Regions from separate parts of the Homo sapiens genome. Here all the other regions are linked to region 2. A link is a loop called in an ENCODE intact Hi-C map of the cell type or tissue named here. Cell type or tissue: PC-3. All regions are shown on one strand.

The links. A loop is a pair of places that touch in the nucleus more often than their neighbours do. Peaks named below come from ENCODE experiments on the same cell type or tissue, not always from the same donor. Only the 100,000 strongest peaks of a DNase experiment are listed, where the experiment ranks them.
Region 1: a loop joins it to region 2, with 4 times the contacts of the local background. A loop is called at or near these places in 37 of 110 quality-filtered maps.
Region 3: a loop joins it to region 2, with 4 times the contacts of the local background. A loop is called at or near these places in 4 of 110 quality-filtered maps.

The regions. Positions count from the first base shown.
Region 1 is chr1:64,534,954-64,537,453 of GRCh38, reverse strand. All of the region lies in intron 1 of CACHD1 (cache domain containing 1), which reads right to left. Among named protein-coding and RNA genes, the nearest start is that of MIR4794, 44 kb to the left of the region's middle. In PC-3, no CTCF peak of the experiment used is centred here; no DNase peak of the experiment used is centred here; H3K4me3 peaks cover 935 bases; H3K27ac peaks cover 680 bases.
Region 2 is chr1:64,483,873-64,486,372 of GRCh38, reverse strand. The region is part of intron 1 of CACHD1 (cache domain containing 1); the gene reads right to left. Among named protein-coding and RNA genes, the nearest start is that of CACHD1, 15 kb to the right of the region's middle. In PC-3, no CTCF peak of the experiment used is centred here; a DNase peak (open chromatin) is centred at 1,492; H3K4me3 peaks cover 387 bases; H3K27ac peaks cover 986 bases.
Region 3 is chr1:64,278,837-64,281,336 of GRCh38, reverse strand. No RefSeq gene overlaps it. Among named protein-coding and RNA genes, the nearest start is that of UBE2U, 76 kb to the right of the region's middle. In PC-3, no CTCF peak of the experiment used is centred here; a DNase peak (open chromatin) is centred at 1,126; H3K4me3 peaks cover 512 bases; H3K27ac peaks cover 1,482 bases.

The DNA.
Region 1 (2,500 bases), 51 kb before region 2:
CCCCCTTGTTTATAAGACCTGATGGGAACACCTGTCTGAGAACAAGCCAAATCTCCAGTTTACTTTAGCCCAAGGTTTTGGACGCACACGCCAAGGAGGCCAAAGGAGTAAACTGAAGTTAAGAAATATGTTGCAGAGGTGCTGGTCCCTCCCAATCTAGCACCGCTCAACAAACAATTTTTTTTTTTTCTGGGCAGGGCAGCATAAGTACTGGGTGAGGGGAAAACGCAATCATCGGCTAACCTTTAAAGAGAATAGGAGGGCTGGTCTGAGACACCTTCCCAGACCTAAGCAAGCAGAGTCAAAAAAGATTAAAGCCCTTTTGGTGCTGTCACTGAATATTTACTTTCACATCATGCTGCAAATACGGTGACCCTCACAGAGGGCAACAGGACTCCTGCTCACCTAGAGAGGCAGTCTAGTGTGGGGACAAAGGTCTGGGCTTTGGATTTTCCAGACTTCAGGTATGTCAGATGTGTGTAACCCAGAACAAATTATCCAAACCGTCTGAGCCTGTTTCCTCACGGGAATTTCAGCAACATGCCTCCAACCCCACAGAGACAGAATAGATTTATCATAGCCACCTATTAGGTTTGCTCTTCAAATTAAATGGCATGACCAGCTAAGACAGCATCTGGTATACTGTTTTTGCCCAATTAAATGTAGCTGGTATTAAAACTGTTGTGGTTTTCTCCGAACATCCAACATCCAGTGTTAATCACCCATACATGTTCAGTAAATGTTTAATGACTAAATAAAAGATTTGGTACAACTACTCATTTGACAGAAGAGGAAATCAAGCGTGCAGGAGGTACGTGATAAGTGACCAACCAGAGGCAGGACCGAATACTTCTCCTAACTCTCAGCCTCCCACTATTAAATTTTTTACCATGCTAATTCGTCATGTAATTTTCAAAATCTGGCTGTACTGCACACCGAACTAGAAACTAAACGATATTTATTTACCCCTCAATGCCAGTTGGAACGGAAAGGGAAAATTTATTATCCCAAACTACTGAACAAGGACAAAACCAGAACATCAAATTATTCTCCCCACCAAGTAAATATTTAATTTGGCTTGAGTTCCTGGATGGGAAGCATTGTGTAGTGGAAAGAGCATGGGTTCTGGAAGCAAGGAAGTTGGACTCTGGCTGCTGGCTCCACATTTACTCTAGAGTTGAAGGCATATTGTTTAAATGCCTGGAGACTCCATTTTCCTATCTCCAAAAATGGGTATAATAAATCTATGTTTGGGGAGGGACTACTAAGGGAGGAATACAACATTTCTTTATGGAATGATGAAAAATGTTCTAAAATTAGATCATGTGATCATTGCATAACTAGAAACTTACTAAAAACCACTGAATTGTACACTTTATATAGGAGACTTTATGGAATGTAAACCATCTCAATAACATCAACCTTATGGTCACAGCTTTGAGGACTTAATTAGTTATTACCTACGTGAGGAATACGATGGGGAGCACAATGTAGGGGCTCAATAACAGTTGCATAAATTGGATTTCTGACGCAAAGGTGGTGGTTATCAAACTTAAGGGTACAAAACACATCTTGGATTGCTTGTTATAAAAGGCAGATTCCTAGGCCCCCCACCACCACAGATGAGTCCAGAGGCCCAGAGGAAGCCAGGGGAGGTCAGCATGTGTAAGACTCATGGAGGTGGCCCTGAGGGAGGTGGCCTACTAAACATTGCTTTAAAAGTCCTTTACTAGGGGACGTTTCAAATGGAGACATTTCTACTGTCAATTTCTTGAAATGTCAGTAATGGTCTCCCTATATTGAATTTCTGTACAAATCCAAATTCCCAGAGCTGGCTGTGGTGGCTCATGCCTGTAATCCCAACACTTTGGGAGGCTGAGGTGGGTGGATCACCTGAGGTCAGGAGTACGAGACCACCCTGGCCAACATGGTGAAACTCTGCCTCTACTAAAAATACAAAATTAACCAGGTGTGGTGGCACATGCATGTAATCTCAGCTACTTGGGAAGCTGAGGCAGGAGAATCACTTGAACCCAGGAGGCAGAGGTTGCAGTGAGCCAAGATCATGCCATTGCACTCCAGCCCGGGCAACAAGAGCAAAACTCTATCTCAAAAAAAAAAAAAAACCCTCCAAATTCCCATCAAGTATACTTAAAAGTAAGCTCTGGCTAAAAGAAATTTCTTAACAAAGAGGTGGAGAAAGACGGAGGGAGAGGGAAGAAAGAAAAGCAATATCTACTACTGCTAAACCACTTAGAGGGGGCAAAAGGGACATATTCCCAATCTTTAGATATTAACCACTTTCTACTTGTGTCCACCAAGTTCAGAATTAGAGATGAAATAAGCTTTAGTGGGCTTCCTGAGAGGACAGGAGAAAGAGAAGAAGGAACGGGCACTTTGATTTGTAATGTCTCTGCCTTAACCAACCTGAAAAGTATCTACTGGTATCCCTGTTCTACAAATGAGGAAACTAAGGCTTGGCAGAATGCATGACAAAGCA
Region 2 (2,500 bases):
TGTATGTGTGTGTGTGTGTGTGCGCGCGCTCTCAAAACTTGACAATAAATGAATATGTGAAAACTTTTTTGGTTATGGAAATGTTATAAAACCAGATAGTGGTGCTCATTGCATAATGCTACAAATTTAATAAAAATCATTAAATTATTTAAAAATCGATAATAAACAGCCCAATTTAAAATTAGCAAAGGTTTTGATATTTCACCAAAAAAGATATACTAATGGCAAATAGGCACATGAAAAAATGCTCAGCATCATTGTTCATTAGAGAAATATTCACTAAAACAACAATGAGATACCATTTCACACATTTTACAATGACTTATATTAAAATGACAGATTCTACCAAGTTGTGGTGAGGCTGTGGAGCAACCAGGACTTTCATACATTGCTGGTGGGAATACAAACTAATATAGCCCCTTTGGAAAATAGACTGGCAGTTTCTTATAAAGTTTAACATACACTTAACATATGGCACAGTAATCCCACCCCTAGAAATATGAAAACTTACATTCAACCCAAAACTACTATTAAACCCTGAATGTTTAATAGTAGATTTGAAACATCAAAAAACTCCCAGCCTAGGCAACATGGTGAAACCCTATCTCTACAAAAAATACAAAAATTAGCCAGGCATGATGGTGCATGTCTGTGGTCACAGCCACTCAAGAGGCTGAGATGGGAGGATCACTTGAGTCCAGGAGGTGGAGGCTACAGTGAGCTGTGATCATGCTACTGCACTCCAGCCTGGGTGACAGAGCAAGACCCTGTCTCAAAACAAAACAAAACAAAAAACTACAAAAACTCAAATGTTCTTTAATTAGTGAATGGGTAAGCAAACTGTGGCATATCTGTACAACAGAATGGTACTCAGCAATAAATAGGAATTAACTACTGATACATACAACATGGATGAATCTCAAATGCACTGTGTTAAATGAAAGATGCCAGACTCAAAATGCACACCATAATGTTTCCATTTATCCTCTTCTGGAAAAGGCAAAACTATAGATATGGAGAATATATCGATGGTTTCCAGGAGTTTCAGGTGGGGAAAGGACTGACTATAAAGGAGCAGCATCAGATAATTTTGGGGGGTGATGATACTGTTGTATATCTTGACTGTGGTGTTGGTTACATGACTGCATTTTCAAAATTCATGAAACTTCAACAAAAAGTGTATATTTTCACTCCCATTAGGATAGCTACTGTAAAACAAATAAACCAAACAAACAAAAAACAAGTATTGGTAAGGAGGGGAAGAAATTAGAACCCTTGTGCATTGCTGGTGGGAAAGTAAAATGGTACACCCACTATGGAAAACAGTACGGCAGTTTCTCGGACAAACAGAATTACCATATGATCTAGCAATTTCATTTCTGGGCACATGCTCAAAAGAACTGAAAGCAGACCCAAACAGATATTTGTACACTCATGTTTGTAGTAGCATTATTCACAGTAGCCAAAAGGTGGAAGCAAGCCAAGTGTCCATTGATGGATGAATGGATAAACAAAATGTGGCACATATACACAATGGAATATTATTCAGCCTTAGAAAGAAAGGAAATTCTGACACATGCTACGCATGGATGAACCTTGAAGACATTATGCCAAGTGAAGTCAGTCACAGAAGGACAAATGTTGTTTAATTCCACTTTTATGAGGTACCTAGAGTAGCCAAATTCAGAGAGATAGAAAGTAGAACAGTGATTGCCAGGAACTGGCGAGAGGGAGGAATGGGGCATTATTGTTCAATGGTACAGAGTTTGGGAAGATGAAAAAGTTCTAGAGATGGATGGTGATGATGGTTACACGACAATATGAAAAGTATTTAATGCCACAGAACTGTACACTTTTGGCCACGCCTAAAAGAGCTACTGGGAAATATACCTGAATTGAAGAGGAATAAGAACCCAAATTCCTCCCTTCACATCACCCTTCTGCTTGTATGCTGTCAGCCGCCTGGCTTTCTTTCAGTTCTTAAACTACACCAAGGTCCTGTCTCTCAAGACCTCTACAAAGCCTCTTCCTTCTGTTGGAATGCTAGACCCCCTAAACCGCTCCCCTGGTTGGCTCCTCCTCCTTCTGCCAAGTCCCCTCCCAACCTCTCCGTTGATTGGTTCCTCCTTCTACTAGGCCCCCAGCCCCTCCCCTGATTGGCTCCTCCTTTCCATCACTGCTTCAGATTCCCTTTTAGAGTTGTCGCTCCCGCTAACCCTTGTCCAATAATGATTTATGGGGTACTTCTAAGTGCCAAGCACCATTCTACAGGAATATAGCATTGAACAATACAGTGCTTACCTGTGAGAGGTTAGGGGGCATGACGAACACTAAAAGAAACAGGGTAGGAAACAATGAGGAAGGGCAAGGGACGGTGCTGTTTCAAAGAGGGTTGGCAAGGATACTTCTTGCTGTTCCCAAGCAAGAGGAGCAGCAAGTTCAAAGGTTCTGGGTCAGGAATGTGCTTGGAGTGCTGAAAGAACAGAGTTATATGCAAGGG
Region 3 (2,500 bases), 210 kb after region 2:
CATTTATTGAACCTGATACTGTGTGAAGCACTTTATATGCATTTTATTATTTAACTCCAATAATGACGCTGTGAAATATTATTCTTTTCTCCATTTTACAATGAGGGAGGTAAGGCTCAGAAAGCCTCTGTAATTTGTCTAGGATCACATCACATAGCTTGGCGCACGGGTCTGAACTGAATCTGGCTGAATCCAGAACCCAGCTTTTTCCATTTGGATTCAGATTAAAATGGATATTAAGTTTGGCCCTGGCAGGAAAAAATAGTCAGTCAGCCTGTCTGTGGGGATCTCAACTTATTAGCAATATCTTTTCCCATTCAAAATGTCTTAATCCTTTATTTTAGTAAATGGGTCCATCATCCCTCATGTCAACCAGAATCCCTGACTCCTCTCTCCTGGAGTCCAATTCATCACCAAGTCTTCTACGCAACCTGGAATCCATCCGCTTTTTGTCTTCTCTCTGCTCTGCCCTTGGCAGGTCTCCATCACTTCTCATGTGGTTCCTGTCTCAAGCATGGTCTGGCCCCTGCCTCTTTCTCTTACCTCATTTCTCTTATCTCTTGCCCATCAATTCTGCAATGCAGTTATAGCCAACTATTTTCAGGTCTTCTCAGGTGTTGTGTCCCCTCACCTGTGTCTGGTAGGTTGCAAGGCAAGCTGTTCCCTTGGCCCATGCACTCTTCCCCAATTCCCTTTATTGCCCAGTTAACTCCATTTATTATTCAGAGCTCAGATTAAATGCTGCTTCATGCAGGGAGCTTTTCCTGAGCTCTTAAATCTGGATTAAGTGTCCTCCTGCCCCCATGACTCCCAACCCAGCTTGAACTTCACCCATCACACCACTTCACTTTATTCCAACTCAATAAATATTTATTGAATATGTACATAAATGAGTGAATAAACAAAAGAATGAGCCGATGGTCCCTTGTCCCCTTCAAAGTCACTGCTGTTGGTCAGGAGTGAGAAAGTAAAACCTAGACTTGAAGTTCCTGAAGAATAAAAATGGAGTATCCGCTCTTCTGTTTGTTCTCTGCTATGACTGCCATATTCTCCAATTTACAAACACATTGATTCAAACACCAAAAATGTATGAGGCCAATCCCTTATCCTACCTCAGTTCCAGCCAACCGTAGCTGGGAATGGTGATCACTGCATCAGATGAGCAATATTTACTCTGCTACACTTCCTCTTATTAAATCATAACACCAGAAAAAAAGATTAAGCAACAAAAAAGAACAAAAATACTTGTATACACCAATGAGAACACATAGAATGATTCTGCCTCCACCACGAAAGCACCGTTGTCACTGCCTTCTCTTCTCTGCTGTCCATGTAGATGCATTACAAAGGGACTTGAAGGCCACATTTAAATAATTATTGAGTAGCTAGTACATGTCAGACACTGGTGAAGGTGCAAGGGCTACAGCACTGAGGAAAACAGAATTCCAGTCTGTATGGAACATAAATTCTAGAGCCAGGAGAAATGAAGGCAGATCTCCAAATATGGTTATTATGATCAATTTTTTAAAAAAAGATCTATACACATTAAAAATTAGAAGTGTCTTACTTTTTACCAAATAGACAAAGAACCTGTCTTGGCATAACATTTGGGGGCAAGTTGCTTCTAGTTATCTAGGACAGGCCTATCCTTTCACAATTCACATTGCATAGTAATGATCTATTATTATTATTATTATTTTTTAAATTTATCAAAATGTTTATAAATGTTTAAATGTTCTTTTTTTCTTTTTTTTTTAATTATTATTATACTTTAAGTTTTAGGGTACATGTGCACAATGTGCAGGTTAGTTACATATGTATACATGTGCCATGCTGGTGTGCTGCACCCATTAACTCGTCATTTAGCATTAGGTATATCTCCTAATGCTATCCCTCCCCCCTCCCCCCACCCCACAACAGTCCCCAGAGTGTGATGTTCCCCTTCCTGTGTCCATGTGTTCTCATTGTTCAATTCCCATCTATGAGTGAGAACATGCGGTGTTTGGTTTTTTGTCCTTGCGATAGCTTATTGAGAATTATGATTTCCAATTTCATCCATGTCCCTACAAAGGACATGAACTCATCATTTTTTATGGCTGCATAGTATTCCATGGTGTATATGTGCCACATTTTCTTAATCCAGTCTATCATTGTTGGACATTTGGGTTGGTTCCAAGTCTTTGCTATTGTGAATAGTGCCGCAATAAACATACGTGTGCATGTGTCTTTATAGCAGCATGATTTATAGTTCTTTGGGTATATACCCAGTAATGGGATGGCTGGGTCAAATGGTATTTCTAGTTCTAGATCCCTGAGGAATCGCCACACTGACTTCCACAATGGTTGAACTAGTTTACAGTCCCACCAACAGTGTAAAAGCCTTCCTATTTCTCCACATCCTCTCCAGCACCTGTTGTTTCCTGACTTTTTAATGATTGCCATTCTAACTGGTGTGAGATGGTATCTCATTGTGGTTTTGATTTGCATTTCTCTGATGGCC